Linked DNA regions of Mus musculus: region 2 is linked to region 1. A link is a loop called in an ENCODE intact Hi-C map of the cell type or tissue named here. Cell type or tissue: heart. All regions are shown on one strand. Each heading gives the region's core, and the rest is flanking DNA. Links, peaks and the distances in the headings are about the cores only.

Evidence for each region. Peaks named below come from ENCODE experiments on the same cell type or tissue, not always from the same donor. Only the 100,000 strongest peaks of a DNase experiment are listed, where the experiment ranks them.
Region 2: it touches region 1 in a loop (2.8-fold over the local background); 5 of 42 quality-filtered maps call a loop at or near these places.

What each region holds. Positions count from the first base shown.
Region 1 is chr9:48,645,278-48,653,442 of GRCm38, reverse strand. It overlaps Zbtb16 (zinc finger and BTB domain containing 16), which reads left to right. Exons shown (of 7, transcript NM_001364543.1): 7 at 1-1,646. Among named protein-coding and RNA genes, the nearest start is that of Gm32280, 21 kb to the left of the region's middle. In heart, for the core only: CTCF peaks have their summits at 3,010 and 4,139; DNase peaks (open chromatin) are centred at 3,282, 3,392, 4,062 and 4,792; H3K4me3 peaks cover 1,263 bases; H3K27ac peaks cover 1,106 bases; H3K27me3 peaks cover 1,255 bases.
Region 2 is chr9:48,703,861-48,712,025 of GRCm38, reverse strand. All of the region lies in intron 4 of Zbtb16 (zinc finger and BTB domain containing 16), which reads left to right. Among named protein-coding and RNA genes, the nearest start is that of Gm32280, 38 kb to the right of the region's middle. In heart, for the core only: no CTCF peak of the experiment used is centred there; DNase peaks (open chromatin) are centred at 4,385, 4,525 and 4,725; H3K27ac peaks cover 1,343 bases.

The DNA.
Region 1 (8,165 bases), core at 2,881-5,380:
AGGGGTGGGTTAGAAGGCTGGGTGAGCCCAGTGATTCAGTACAATCCAGGGATACCACACGGGCTTGTGTAAATCTTCGTGCCTGAACAGTTTTTCCATGTTGAGAAAAAAAAAAAAAAGAAAACTGCTGCAGATTTTTAGGGATGTATGGTATTGCTGCCAGGTACCGTGGGGGCAGCCGGGATGGGAGGACCAGTGTCCCTTAGAGGAGACAGGAAGCACTTTTGGTCTTGGGGCATGGTGGGGGAAGTGGAGCGGGTAGTAGACTTTTTGGCCATTCCCCTAGCCAGCCAGACTAGGGTGGACACTGGGGAATGTGAGACAGATACACAAAGAGCTGGGGGGCTGCGGTTCTGTTGATTTATCTCCCCCACCCCCCACTTGCTATCTTCTCCCCCCCTTCTATACAGCCTTGCCCTCTCCTGAATCTTCTGACCCGGCTATGGTGGCCGCACTTACCTGGAGGTTCCTGGAGGAGGACAAACAGCAGAACTAACAATGGGTGGAGGAGGATAAAAAAGAGATGCCCAAGAGAAGGGTTGGGGACAAACAGAATAGATGGAGTCAGGGGAAAGAGTGAGGAGAAGGGAGAGAAAGCCCCAGCAAGCCTGCCCACCAGCAGCTCTGAGTCCTCGGCTCCTGGGTGGCCCACTTTGCAGACAGGGTCCCTCCTCCCCGAGTGTATCATAGTACTTGTTCACATAGTGTTATGCATGAATCCTCGTAAGGTGAAGAACCGTCATGATGCACCATGCCATCGCCCTATATATAAAGATAAATATATATATATGTATGTATGTATGTAAGTTATAGCACTGAGGGCCCTCTGGCCCTGTTGGACCAAGCAAAACTAAGCCTTTTGGTTTGGGTGTCATGTTTCCTTGTTTTTTTGTTTTTTTTTTGTTTTTGTTTTGTTTTGTTTTGTTTTTTGTTTTCTTGTTTTTTTTTCTTTTTTTTTCTTGTCTGATGTGAGAGCACAGGTGCCAGTCTAGTTGCTTCGTTATCACAGAATAGTGTTTTTAATTCATCAATGTTCTAGTTAATGTCTACCTCAGCACCTCCTCTTAGCCTAATTCTAGGAGGTTGCCCAATTTTGTTTCTTCAATTTTATTGGTTCTTTTGGTTGTTGTACAAATCACTCTCCCCACCCTTGGCCCCTCCCCCTTTCTCCTCTCCTGTCTCTCCCCCCACCCACCCTCTCCTCCCCTCAGGTCCGACTCCCTCCCTCCAGTTAGCCCCATCTCACCACTCCCCTTGCCTTCACTTGCCTCCAGTCCAGACTGCTTTCTGTCCACTTGGAAGTGCGCTCCCCGTTGCAGCCGCTTACCTACCCACACCTGCCTTCCTTCTGTGTAGATTGATGCATTTCTTGTTAACTTCAGTGTTTCTGACAAGACTTTAAAAAAAAAAAAAAGGAAAAAAAGTGAATTTACTGCTGCAGGTTTTTTTCTCCATGTGTCACCAAGTGAAGTTTGTGCCTTCTATAGCAAAGAGAATATTTTTTACATCCTACTAACAGTAGATTTTTTTGTAGTGAACATTTTTTGTATTTTTATTTATAAGTCTCATAAGAAAAATAGCGATGTTCAGTTGTATACCTTGAATCTGCAGTTAGAAGAGAATAAAGTTAACTCAGTTGTCTCTGGCTCCAAGTGTCCTTTTTAAAAAATGTGCCTCGACCTCTTTCTTTCCTGTCTTGGGTGGGAACACACTGGAGGAACTGGGATTTCTGCCTGGAGATGAAGGCAGAGAAATGTTAATGTGTTAGTATAAGCCCTGATTGTTTTGCATTCTTAGTGATTTGGTGACCGGTGTGTGTGCACAGATGCACAGGTACACACACGAACATCTGCCATGGTGCATGTACGGCGGGGTGGGGGTGGGGGGGTGAGGGTGGGAGGTCAGAGTACAGCTTCTCGAAGTCTCATTCCACTGTGTGGGTTCTGAGGATCTACTCCAACCTTCCATGGCACGTTCCTTTGCCACTGAGCCATCTCAGCCCCACATTCAGCCTTTTTTTTTTTTTTGCATGACATTTTAATGCTACATTTACAAGTCACAAACCCAAGGATTGAACTCAGGTCATTAGGCCTGGCAGCAAGGGTCTTGGCCCACTGAGCCATTTTACTAGCTCCCATTCTTGCTTTTAAAATATTTCGGTTACATTTTATTTAGTGTGTGTGTGAGCGTGTGAGTATGTGTGCACACGCTCACACACACACCAAGCACATGTATAGAGGTTAGAAGACTAAAAGGTTGAGGAGGAGTTCTGTGTATGAATGGTTTTCCTGCACATATGTATGTGCACCCTATGTGTTCCTGCTGCCTGCCCTCTGAGGTGAGAAGAAGTTTTCAGATGCTCTGGAACCAAGGTCAGAAATGGTTGTGAGCCATCAGGCTGGGAATCGAGCCTGGGACCTCAGCAAGAGCAAGAAGTACTCTGAGCCATCTCTCCATCCCAGAATACAAAGGGAGTCCATTCTCTCTGTTTACCTTTGAGTCCTGAGAACCCAAGTCTGGCTGTCAGGCTTGGCAGCAGGTACCATTTCTCACTGAGCCATCTCATCAACCCAACACCCTTGCTTTGGGGTGTGGGTTGAGAAGCAGTGTTAAATGTATGAATGTCGTTTGACCTTGGAACAATGCACTAAGTGACAGTTTCATTCAGAAAAACTCTTGGCTTGAGTGATAGTTTCTGCACTGGGAATTCAGGAAGCAGCACTCCCGAAGCTGCCACGTTTTTTTCAAAGTGTGTGGTGACCACTCAGTCTCATGCAGTCAGTATGCGGGGGTCTAACCCTGACCAGATCAGATGCCAAAGGATGCCTGCTTTTCCCAGGCTTGAGGTACGATAGCCCTCTGTCTTCTTCACGGGGAAGCAAGCTTCGGAGTTGTCTCAACACAGAGCTTTCACCAGAAGGTTCTGTGGCAGTCATGACCTGTTGCATAGCTAGAGGTTTTCACTCAGTGGTATAGCACCTGCCTGACCTACAACGCCTGAGGCTCCATCTGGTCCCCGGCTGCAGGGGAGAGCACCACCTGGCTCATCTTCAGCACTAACTGCAGCTCTGCTCAGGCCCTGGATGCACAGCCTGATAACATCTCTGCCTTTCTTCTCCAGCGTCATGTCTTCCCACTAGACCCAAGTCACGGCCTCCATAGTGGGTCACTAACAGCGCTAAAACAGTGTAGCCTGAGTTCCTGCACTTCCACTGACACACGTGTGTGTGCATGCGTGTGTGTGTGTGTGTGTGTGTGTGTGTGTGTGTGTGTGTGTGTGTGTGTGTTTCCAGTTTTTATTCTCCAGGTCCTGGGTCTGTTGGCCTTCGGGTTGTTGAGCTGAGAGACTCTGAAGTCACACTAACCCTAACAACCCTCCCAGGAAGAGGCCCAGCCCATGGCAGGAAGCCTTCCATTCTTCCGAGCCCTAGGTCCTCTGTTGGTCCTCCTTTCCCGTCTCTTTCTCCTCATCTTGCACCCAGGTTTGCATCTCTCTTTGTCACTCCTCCGTTTTCTCCCCCATTACTCACTCTCATTTCTGGGATATTTCTTTTGCCCTGTACCTCACTACCACGTCACGTGTCCCTGCTTCTTAAAAACAAAAACAAAAACAAAAACAGTCCTTGGCCAAAGATGTATACGTTTTGATTGGGATCTGCTCCCCTCAAGCCTTGCCCCTCAAGCCAGCCCCCGCCCCGCCCTCTCTGCACTCCGTCCCTCCCCCTCTGCACCCCACCCCTTCCTCAGGCCTCAGCTTTCTCTTGACAGATGGGAGGGCAGTGGGCACTCCCTCTTTAAAACAACATTTAATCGCCGTTTTCTGTTCTTGGACATCAAAGCTGGGGCTTAGGCACTGCACTGGGGTCCCGGCGGCGCGGGCTCTTGGGGAGAGGAGGTGAGTGAATAGGAGCTGGCTGAATGGGCTTTGTGTGACCGCCGGGGTCTGCCTGCTTTACATGCTCTTTGACCCAGATATGATCTCATGGAGAGAAAGGGGCCCCGGCCAGGCCAGCCTGAGAACGCTCCTCCGAGGCCTGCTGCAGCCCCTCCTCCCTCCCTGGGCAGCGGGCCGCAGCTGCCCTCTGCCCCAGCCCGCAGCATGGGGAACTGCCTCTAGGGCAGGCCCCGCCAGGGGTGGGGGTGGGGCGGGGCACGAGGCTGAGGTCAGAAGAGGGGACAGGCAGCTGGACTGGAAAGATAGAGTCCAGGTTGGGTGGATGGGGATCATCCCACTTGTGCTCTTGGCTTGGTTGGCTGGGAGCCTCCTCTACTCACTACTTCCCTGCGGTCCCTTCCTGTCCAGTGCTCTCTGTCACTACTGCCGAGGTTCTGGTACACCCTTGATTGGCTCTCTTTTTAGTGGCTCTGGATGTCACTCAGGGAGCAGAGTTGAAGCCCAGAATTAACAGAAGTCTGCACAAGACCCACAAGAGTGTAGCTGATCAAACAAAGAAGAGTGAATCTAAGGACTGCTCCATCCTGCCAGCACCTCCTCTCCCTCCACCCACAGCCACAGTGCCTTCCGCCTAGCTGCCAGCAGAGTCCCTCTCGCCCCAGCATCCATCCATCCTTTACTCTTCCATCCTGCAGAGAATATATCCCCCCACCGCTCCCCCTCTACAGACAACTTATCACGTTTTTGAAAACTCCTTAATCACTCCTAGGATAGGTCCAAACTCCCCATGGGACCTCAATGGTAGTCCCTGCTTGACACCCCAATCTGTTCTTTAGATCCACCCCTACCTTGCTAGAGTCAATTTGATCACCAGGATGGTTTTAGAGACTTAGGGTCCTGTGCTCTGCGGCCTGTGTCACCCTGTTTCACCAGCTGAACAGAGCACAACGCAAGCTTCCTGGTCCTCTCAGCTTTCCCCGGGGTCTTGCTTCATCTCAAATGCTACCTTTCTCAGGAGACCTTCCCTAGATGCCTGAGACTGTATCGGGTGCCCTGCTATGCAGACCCTGCAACCCGCCATTTGTCACAGTGCATTACTGTCATCTAAGCTCTCCGGTGTTCCCTTCACCAGACATCGAGTTCCTTGAGGTTAGGAACCGTGTGTTCTATATCTTGGTGTTCCTAGAGCCTAACATTGCACTTGGCAGGTGCCCAATAAATCTTTGCTGAATACATGGAAGGAAAATAGAGGGAAGAAGAGAGGCAATTCGCTCACTGAAACTGAGGATGCAGTCGCCAAGGGTGAGGAAATGGAGCTAAATAGGAAGACGCCCCTCACATGCCCACCTAGGCATCTCCCCATGACATCAAGAACTGGTATCCATGCTGCAGGTAGAGTAGCTCAGTGTGGGCTCTTGCGCCTGTATTTGTTCCTAAGGTCACCTTAAAGGAAGAAGGCGTGACAGGCTCAGGACAGTGGCATTTTATAGCTGGGGACTACCTGGCTTGGTCCAGTCTAGGGTGAGCTGTTTCCACACAGACCGGAAGGCTTTGCCCCACCGGGAGGCCCTAGCTCTCTCTGTGCTCCCAGACCCAGAGCTACAGCTCTTTGGCCACTCCTTACCCGGAGTGCTGGCGGACTGACTCCCCTAGGCTGCTTTCTTTGCACCCCAGGGGTGCCTCAGTGAAAGTGAACTCTCTCATTTAAACCTGACTCTGCAGCCCTGCGGCCCCCTGCAGAGCTAATTACCCTGTAGTTCCAAACTGATTGCTGTACACTCAGCTTAAGCCCTCCTTTATTTATTTACTGACTACATTAATAGCAAAGCCCAGTGGCTTTCAGCTGCTCCTTGTTACACACCTCTGGCTGTTCTCTGTTGCCCAGCTTCTCTCAGCCTGACATAGAGCCCCCCGAACTTACCACCCTAACTGAATTCCCTGGACAAGATAATAGCGAGAGAACACGGTTTTGTCCACACCGTAGTCCTGCCACGCTGGGCTCCTTCTGTCTGACTCTTGGGCAGTGGGAGAGACAACAGCCAGAGCTCACCAGCTGGAGGGGTGAGTGGAGGGAAGGTGGGACGCCTTTCATCTACAGGACATGAAATGAATCTGCTTCCGTTCAGCACCACAGCTCTTGTGGAGAAGTACTGGCTATTGGCTCCTCTTTACAGGGGAGTAAACAGAGGCTGTGACACACACACACACACACACACACACACACACACACACACACACACACACACACACGGTCCTGTTAAGGGAAGAGCCTCCTCTCCATCCTGTCATCCAGGGTTGACAGTTTTGTTCTGTCGCCTGTTCTCACAGCACCCGCCCCTTGTCACCAGGAAGGAATCCCTCCATGTACTGAGTCAAATCCCACAATTCCTCAGGGTTGTCTGTCCTACTCATGTACTTGGCCAGAATTTGCTGGAAACCAGGGAACATTCCAGGGGTGCATTCCAGGGTGGGCCTGGGTCAGGTCTCATTACCCTGGTGAGGAAGCCCTGCAAGGACACTCAGCTACCTATGACAAGGTACCTCGCCTCCTTCCCATTCTGTGGTCCAGGAGGTTCACGGCTGCCACAGCCACCGACAGTTTCTCTGGTGCCCTCGAGTCCTTGAGTTTACACTGGGTTCTAGCCATGAGATTCGGCAGCATTCTGAAGACCGGAAGGGCCTCAAAAGGACCTCTGGAGTCAAGCATTCAGCCTCCACTTTGATTCAGATTCAGCTCAGTGGCTGTCCCATTGCCACACCTCTGAAGAGAAGGGACAGTTGGAATTTAGCAAGAAGAACCTCAATTCATAGTCAAAAGGACGCTGTGTTTTGGGCCAGCTCTGCCATACTCTGTTTGGCTTTGATTTTGTATTAAGGTTCTCCAAGGTCTTCTCTTCTCAACTGTGAGACGGAACAGCAATTTTTAGCCCATCTACCCTCAGGCACTTATGTCAGCTGGGTAAGACCCTTAGAAATCAACTTTGTAAAGACACCTATGACAATGTAAGCTATAAGGGGATGTGGCAGGCACAGGATGGCCTGGAAGGGGAGGTAGAGGCCTAGGTGTCTGTCTCTTCCTAGTCCAGAAGCCCCTTTGCGTGGCCTGAAATGAGCAGAATGCCTACTTGACAGCATAAGTAGGACTCTGTCTCCACCTAGTGGCTAGTGCTTGAAGGTGCGTATACTGCTCAGGCATCTGGAAAGTGACGGGTATAACTGTCTTGGTTGAGTGAGGATGGGTAAGCAGAGACTATGATTCACATGATACCAGGGGAGAAACACAACCTGATTATGGGAGGTCAAAAGGATCTTTCCGGGAGTCCTCCTGAGCCACTGCATCTTCACTCTTTACTTTTTCTCCCGTTGCACGCTTGGCGATTTAGATCCCAGTCTTCCCAACCCTCAAACGCTAATTCATATTTAACCCTCACCTCACCCGGAGGGATCAGCAGACCCAGATGGACTTCAAATCCTTAAAGCTTCTTTACCAAGGAAGGCCCAAACAGGCCATTGGAACTGAACACCACCTCCAGGCTGGTTTTAAGAAATGACAGGAGACTGTGTATGGGGACAGTGGGGCAACCTATGTCCCTGTGTTCCAGAAGCTTCAGAAAAATTAGAAATGAAATGCTGTGGCTGCTGCCCTGACACAGGACTGTCCCTCCAGGGCAATGTAAAAGCCTAACACTGTACACTCCTCCTCCCCTTGCCCATCTCTAGCTGGATTGGCCTCTGTTCTCGAGACTGTGGCTCTTCCTCACTCGGATACCTGAGTCCCCACCCATGGGCCATTGAGTGTCTTTCCCCTTGTCCCTTGGTACCTCTGGCCACCTCGGACAGTTGCATTAGAATGGGTTAGAAGATATCTCTCACCATATTTCTAGCTATGACTCTGGTTAGCTCTACATAGCCTCAGAGAAAATCCCTGGCTCCATACCACCTGTTAGTTCTCCTCCCACCCACTTCTTTTAAAGCAGCATTTGGTTTTTTAACTGATATCTATTGGGGTGGAGGTGGAAGGTCTTCAGGATAAAGTAAGCTTCTAGTGACCCCAGGTGGACAGAAGAAGGAAATGCACACGTGGTGTCAGGCAGATGAGAAGTCACAGTGACAGAGGGAGGGCACAGGGACCTCCCGTGTCTGACCTGAGAGACACCGACCCAGCTCCCAGAAATCTCTTAACGACTAACCTCCGCTCTCTGCCCCACCAGAGCTTGATCTTCCCGTTAATTCTCCACAGAGCAGCTGAGATCAGGCTAGGCCGTCTAAA
Region 2 (8,165 bases), core at 2,892-5,391, 59 kb before region 1:
CTGTGGGGAGAGAAGACTCCGCTGATGACTTGACAAACTGCCTCAGCAGACCAGTTTTACAGATAAGAAAATGGAGGCCTCGAACTAGGTACCGAGCAGGAAGTGTAGAGCTGAAACCTGACCCAGCTCCAAGTTCAGTGCCCTTCTATAGCTCCTCAGCAACCGGTGCCATGCTCCTGGGTCTGTGAACCTGTGGCCTGAGCAGGTCAGGGAGAGCCTGTGCTGCCGCTGTTTCTCTCGTGGCCCTGTCCTGGCCATCCTCGTGACCCACTTAACTTAAGAATTCCCAGTGCTCTGATGCCCACAGCTTCATGTCAGGATAGGATACAATTTCCCTGATTCAGGTTGGCCTGGGCATTCCCTGACCACGGGCTCCACATGAGGAGGGATCAGCCAACACAGGATAGATACCACACAGGGTAGGAGGTACAGTGTCTGGAAGATTATTATCGAGCCCCTGAACGTAGTAGAAGCTGGCTGTCGTTCCAGTGCAAGCTGAGCAGATGGTCCCATCACCTCTCCCCCTTCCGACTCCACTTAGCCTGGATTTCTTCTTTTCCTGGTGTGCATGATGCCCTCTTCCCCCCAGATCTCCATGGGCTCAGGCTGCCGCTTCAGGGAGACCATCCTTAAGGCGGGGGCTGGGCTCGGGCTTTGTTGTCACATCCTGGCTTTCTGTTTGGGTACAGCAAAGACTTTGAGGAGGATAAACAGAGATCATTTTACACCTTTTATATTATGACAGATACATACTGCAAAACACTGCTGCTTCCAAAATGTTTGGGTTGCAGGAATTAACCGCTAGGCAGTTCCCAGGAGGCTCATACTTCATTTACACATCAGAAGTTTTTTTTTTCCGTTTTTTTCTTTTTTTACCCTTTTCAGTCAAACCAGAGTGAGAAGACACGTGCATGTGTGTGCACAGTCATATGCACAGCCAAGGCATCTCCTGGGTTCAGTAGCAGGAGCGTCTTAATTTAGTAAGTAGTTCTTTAAGTCCAGATAAACTGATAAATACCATTAATGGCTTAATTTATACTCTGGGTTTGAAATTTGACACTCGGACACTATCTTGGCTCGGGAAACAGAAGTGGTCTTGTGCCCGAGGTTTTAATGACCGATCAGTAATATAAATTGCTACATCACTGAGCAGAAATAGCCTCTCCTTGTCATTTGATCTGGAAACTTCTCCGGCCAGGCAGCAGTTAATAAATTTAAAAATAATTACCCTCTTTATTCAAAGTCAAACTAATTAGGAGTGGTTTTTTTTTACAAATCATAATGTTGTTCAAGTCACTGTATGTTCCCTCTGGAGACTTGAACAGGCCTAGGGACAACAGACTGTACTGGATGGCGGTAATGAGAGAGCAGGAGTGTCCTGGCTGCTGGGCTCAAGGGGGAGTGGCCGGGGCAGTCTTTATCATGTCCCAGGGAGAAGGCAGGCACTCGCAGGGAGGAGGCTGGGAAGATTCACGTGTAGGAACCTTCAATTCCGGCGTCCATACAGAAATCTGAGCTACTGTGGTGTGAATATGGGGGAGTTAGGGTCAAGGCTGGTCTGTATGGGAACCAGGCTGAGAGACAAGAGTCAAGGAGCAGAAGGAGTGGGCATACCGGTGCATGACCGTTACAGGAGACTCAACACACTAAAGGCAGATGGATGGGTGGAATGACATCTGAAAAAAAAATTGCTTCTTTGCCAAGTGTGGGTCCTAGTGGTTTAGCTTTATGTCATACACTATAGAGAGAAGTTGCGCGCGCAGCCTTAAGTCTTAGGTGTAGAGTATGGGGTACCACGGCATGGTGGTCCAGGACTTGGTCTCTAGTGTCACACAATAGCTTTGTCCTTTATAAAGTTTATCATCTTGGTTGGATTATTCATCTTCTTTAAATCACATTTTGCTCAGCCACGGTATCAGGACCATGTGATGCTTGGTTTGTTTGGGGTACCACGGAAGCGCTCAGCATGGACCTTGCATAGAGCATGCATTCAGGAAATGGTGGTTATTGTTACTGCATCATCCAAGTCTTATTAGAGATGAAGAGCCTCATCCCCTTACTAGGTAGGTGGTAAGAGGAAGGGCCGTGCCCGTAGTGATGATGATAGGGGAACTAACTGTTCCCCTATCATCCAGCTGCTTTTTCAAATTGGAGGTGTAGGAACTTCTGGGATCGTACCTATGCCCTCCAGCCAAGAGATCGTCTCCTGTGTGTCTGCCATGAGGAAATAGTAGAACCTTCTAGTCTCCTTTGCCCTAAAACCAGGAAACATCCTTTGAGCAAGTGTCCTCCAGTGCCCACTCTTTAAGTGTGCTTGAGAGGAGTAAGGGCATCATCCTACCCCTTCCTCAAAATGGAAGAGAGAAAGAGGCAGGCAAATGATGAGTAAGGCCATTTCTGGGATTCGCCTCCCCCTAATATAGGGAGCTAGGTTCAACTAAACCATGAACTTGCCCCGGAGAAGTCTTTAAGTCTCTCCTCCTGCTATAACCTTGCTCCAGAAGATCTCCAAGTTAACAGTCTCATTTTCTGTCAATCAGAAGAGGTTGTCCAGCTGGGTTGTCCATCATTCCTTTGTTCGCTTGCTCTCTGAGTTTTAGAGCATTATACCCAGGGAATAGCAGGTGCTTTGTGGCTATAACTCATAATGGTGACTAAAATTTGGTTCCTACCTTCCTGATGAAGGCCATAGTGCTGGAAAGACACGAGCAAGGAAGCTGAGCTTGGCCTTAGGTATGGATACTTGAAGAGATGGCCTTGACAGCTCTAGCTGTGTTAACTCCTCATGACTAAGGTAGATATTATTTCTCTCTCATCTTTGGTGGAGAACACTGAGATCTTGGGGGTTAGGGAACACCAGTCCAAGACAGACCTCTAATGAGTGGTGTCTTGTGGTTCTGTGTCCCAGAATCCCTTCTTTAAGTGGTGTCCTCTTCCTGTGGGGCCTGGCATTGAATCTAACCAGAGGCTTAAAGCCCATGCTTGGAAAAGGTACCCAGTTAAGAACCCTCCGCTCAAAAAGATCAAACTAGAATTAGGTCGGACTTGTATGACATTTCATTTTCAGCTCAAGCTTCTGCTCTTCTCCCAACCCCCACCCCTGACTCCAAAATACAGACTTTCTTTGACTGGCCTAGAAAACAAAATGTTTAGTTTCTATATTGCCATGTGACAGGGGAAGCCACTTAAACAAACTCAAGTGCTTAGATGCTACTTTTCATGGACCTAAAACTGGCTTCAAGCAGGTCTCTCAAGCCAGAAGCCGTGGACACACCCGGCAGTGGAGGCTTTGCTGTGGACTCTGCCTTTCCCTTTCAACAGGGAGTGGGCGTTGATGGACACTCACTCAAAGGACCCTTCCTGCTTTAGGGGAAAAGCAGACTAGAAGGTTCTATCACTTTTCTCATTGTTATGTCCAAAAGAATCCCTAACAAGAAGGACCTTCATGGCAGGGTTCTGACTCACAGTTTGAGGGCTGACAGTCCTTGGCGGTGGAGAAAGCATGGCAGCAGGTAGCTCTCTGGGAACAGGAGTGTGCAGCTAGGACTCCTTACTTCCTGACACCTTAGTAAAATAGGAAGCAGAAATACGGGAAAGAGGTATTCACCTGTTTTTCACCCTTCCCTTCTGGCTTTTCCAGTTTGAAACTCCAGCCCAGAGAGTGTCACTACCCACTTTCAGGGTGGATCTTCCTTCTTGAGTTGGTCTTCTTGAGAAATGCCATCAAAGACATACCCAGAGGTATCTCAAGTTATCTCAAGGCCACTCAAGTTGACCATTGAGATTAACCATCCCAGAAGAACACACATAACCAGCAGCTGATTGGCTCCTGGGATAAGGCAAACTGTGTTTCCAGCTCTGATGTTGGCATCCTGCCTTTCCTGGCCCGTGTCTCACCTTTGATATGTCAGTGACACTTAAAAAAAAAAAAAGATTGAGGCGTGCCCTTGACTCTGATCTTCAGGTGGCAAAGAGAGCCCTTGTTTGAAGGGCTCCTCATGGAGGCTGGCTGTGGGAAGAATGCAGGAAGGTAGCAGGTAAAGCCGGAGGTTTAAAGGGGAAACACTACCATGCCTCCTCGGGATCCCTGCCAGCCAGCCTTGCCCTAGACCTAGCTTTAGAAGGGCATGCTGGACACCTAGAAGCCATGTCAGGCGGATGGGATCCAGGCCTCAAGCACTGTCTCCGCCTCCCAAAGCCCAACCCCAGAGCAGACAGGAGAGAGAAGAGGAGGTAGATGATCAGAAATAACCTTGATCTCCCTGATACTTTACATGAAACAAAAAAAAAAAAAAAAAAAAGAGGAAGGACCAAGCCTCAGGCTCCTGCCCAAAGTGTAAGGTACGGGGGAGGGTAGGACAGTGTGAGTCATCAGCCGGACAGACAGACTCCGTGCTGGTTGGCAGGTTCTCACCCTTGAAAGCATAATAGCGTTTGACTTTTATAAATATCAGAGGTGATTCGTATAGCGTTTCACATGGTGTGCCAAGGAATTTAACACGAGGAAGCTCAAATCCCAGAATGGCCACAGAACGTCATAGGCACTTGGGGAGGGGGGGGGCGGGGTCATGTGCTGCCGCTTGTACAGTCAGTGCCCAGCATAGATTTACTCTTGACCTAATTTCATGCTGTTACTATAAAGGCATGCTTGATGCCTAATATAGAGTTTTATTTTCCAAGCACAGATCTCTCGGCTCTGCGGAAGCTGCCTGCTGTAGATCGGGGAGGGGCCACCCAGCTGTCACTTGCTGGTCTATACAAACTGCCTGCTCCCCTGCCAGTCCCCAGGGTCCCTCCAGCCAACTTCTGGAGGTTTCCCTCCATGGTGATTTTTTTTTAAGCTGGCATTAATGGTCATCTTTAGAGCAGTTTTCGGCTTGAAGCAAAATGTCCTAAAAGGAATAGAGACTTCTGAGAGTGCCCGTGTCCCCTCGCATGCAGAGCCTCCACTGCTGTTGGTGTCCTACAGCGCCACGGCTCATTTGTTAACCCTGTGGACCCGAAAGGACTGAGCATGCCAGTCTGAGGCCCACAGCTGACATGCAGCTCAGTCTTGGTGAGCATAGAGCAGCGTATAATGACACAGGTCCACCATACGGATCAGTTTCGCTACCTGAAAGTGCTTTTGTTCCCTCCCCCCCCCCGCCCTCCCGCTTCATCTCCCCAATACCTTTAAAGAGTTATTTTGGATTATGTGCGTGTGGGTATTCTGGGGGATCTGACACGTATTCTGGCTTCCTCAGACACCTGTACTTATATGTAAAAGGCAAACGTGGGTCCTGGGACCTGAGCTTGGGTCTGCTGCGGAAGCAGCACATGTTCTTAACTGCTTTGACAATTCTCTAGCCCCACACCCAATACCGTTGCCCCCGTTTTTGATTGTAAAAGATTGTATATGTGACTCTGGAGGGGGAACCTGCCTACGGCCTTGTGCATGCTAAGCAAGCGCTCTATCACTGAACTATACCCCCCAACCCTGGCGCTGGGGGCTAAAACTGATAGGCTTGTGAAGCAATTACTTCTACCTGACAACCTCAGTATTTCTTTTTTTCTCCTTCCCTTTTCTCCCCCTCCCTTGGTTCCCTCTCTCATTAAGCCCACACTGGTCTCAAACTCTCTATGTTAGCTGAGGCTGGCCTTCAACTTCTGATACCTCCTGCCTGCACCTCCCAAGTACTAACATTGCCGGTATACAGCTCCATTCCCACACTAGTCACATGAAGAGGTTACTGCCTTGGGCAGTGTTTGGGCAAATCACTGGTCTTTGATGGTCTGGAGATGGGTAAAAAGATGCCACCCAAGACAGGCTAGAGACGACTCATCACCTTGAACATCCACATCATAGCAGACATTCTGTTGGGACCCTGAGGTAGGGGAGGAGTTGTGGGCAGGACCCACACGGGCCTCATTGCTCTGCATCTCCTACCATGGCAAGAATGATGTTGGACACTGCTGTTGACAGAGGAGGAGACAGTGTGGTACTTGAAAGGGTCAATATCACAGGAAAAAGGAGAACAAGGCTTTTTTTTTTAATCATCCCATTTCCACCACAAATGTGCTTTATGACACAGAAAAAAAAAAGCTTCATTTTTTTTTCTAACTCTCACATGTATAGGGTGGGAACTGGACAAGAAAAATTGCTGTTTAGGGACTGTGTGATCCAGGGAAGAATCTAAGATCTGATCTTGTATTGACATTGTTGTGAATTCTTCTCAGCTAGTCTTCATATTCAGCAACTTTGTTTAGAAATACGGAGGCGGCAGTGAGGGGCGTAGCCCAGTTTGTAGAGTTTCTGGCATGCACAAAGCCTCCCTCCGGTCCAGTTCCCAACATTGCATAAATTGTGCATAGTAGTGCATGCCTATAGTCCCAGCACTCAGCTAGTGGAAGCAGAAAGATCAGAAGTTCAAGGTCACCTTCTGTGATATGGTGTTTGGGACTAGCCTGGGCTACATGGGCATATCCATATATACTTATATACATATTATATACATATTTAGGGATGCAAGTATCTGAGGAAGCCAGACTATGTGTCAGATCCCCTGGAACTAAAATTCAAGGCAGATGTGGCTGCTGGGAACTGAACTTGTCTCTTTCAAGTACCACACTGCCTCCCCCTCTGCTAACAATACTGTCGAACATCATTCTTGCCATGGTAGGAGGTGAAAGACAATGAGGCCCATGTGGGTCCTGTCCTCTGTTCTTCCCCCTACCCCAGAGCCCCAACAGAATGCCTGGCAGGAAGTGGATGTTCAAGATGATGAGTCAGGAAGCTTGAGTCTTCTCTAATCTGTCTTGCGTCAAGTGTTTTTACATACATACATACATACATACATACATACATACATACATACATACATACGCACGTGTGCGCACACACACACCTGTTGTAAACAATACAACAGTATCTGGAAAATGGTCAGGACTCCTAGGGAACAGCGTGTGTCTTAGTGGTGGTGACTGCTTTTACTCTGGATACGCAGCTTCTTTTCCTCAACTGTAGATGGTGTTTCTTTTGCTTTCTTTATTCAAAGCTCTATAGCTTTGCATTCAGTGCATACTGTTTCCGCTCTAGGAGCCAAAGGGGAAGAGAAGTGTTTGCCCCTCTGTGAGGTCTTAGGTTGCCTTCAGCTAGTGTGCATGACGGTGGGGGTGGGGGTGAGGGTGGGTGGGCAGTCATAGGTCCTGAGAAGTTTAAATGATGTGACTGATCATATGGTAGAACTACATGCAGGTGGCACCCCAACAGTGGACAAAATTGTACTGGAGACTTCCCATGTCTTTCTTGCCCAGAGTTTCCATTCAGATTGGCCCACCATCAGCGTCCCTGTGGCCAGCCTTATTCTCCCTACAGGTCTCCTCTGTCTCTCCCCCATTCCTCTCTCTGCTCTCTCTCTCTTTCCTTCCCAGCACCCTCCCCTCTCTCCAGGGCTGACCCTGCTGCCTGCTGACAGAAAGGAGTTAGTAAAAACCTATGTGTAACTGAAATCTGAAAAGCCATAAATCGCCTTGTTTTTTCTAGAATGTTGGTAGCATTTTGATTTAATAGTTGGACAAACACAAGGGCCTATTTTATTCAGAGTTTACAGGCCTCAAGGCTGTTATTCCTCCAAATTTAATAGCATCGAAATTGCAGGGTTCGCTATAATTTGCCTATCGCTTGCTGCTCCGCCATTGATGTTTATTGTCAGCGAGATGGAATCTCAATCCGACTCACTTAGATAACATGTCTGTTAAACATTTAGATAATTGTACAATCATTAACTTGTCACATTATTTTAGAGATTCAAAACAGAGGCAGGGTAAGTAGAGGTACCCAAGGGGGGTGGAGGTGGGTGGTGGAGGAGGAGGGGGGAACCTCTTTGGAGTTAGATAACTGGAGATGAGAGAATTGATTACAAGAGCTGCTGCATCATCCAAGATGTCTGAGTTATGGAGGTGTGTGCTGCAGAGATAGGACTATGGGTTTTTTTTCCTTCTTTCAGGTTGCCTTCTTAATCATCCCACACTACCATGGTAGTCAGGCTGCTGTTTGCTGGCCTCTGGGACAAGGTGCCAGATGCTCAGAAATCTCCGGTGCTCTGTCCCCAACTTTGTCTAGGAAATATGAATGTGAGGTGACTTGTAACTGTAAAGCATTATGAATGAACTAAATGGCCATAGAA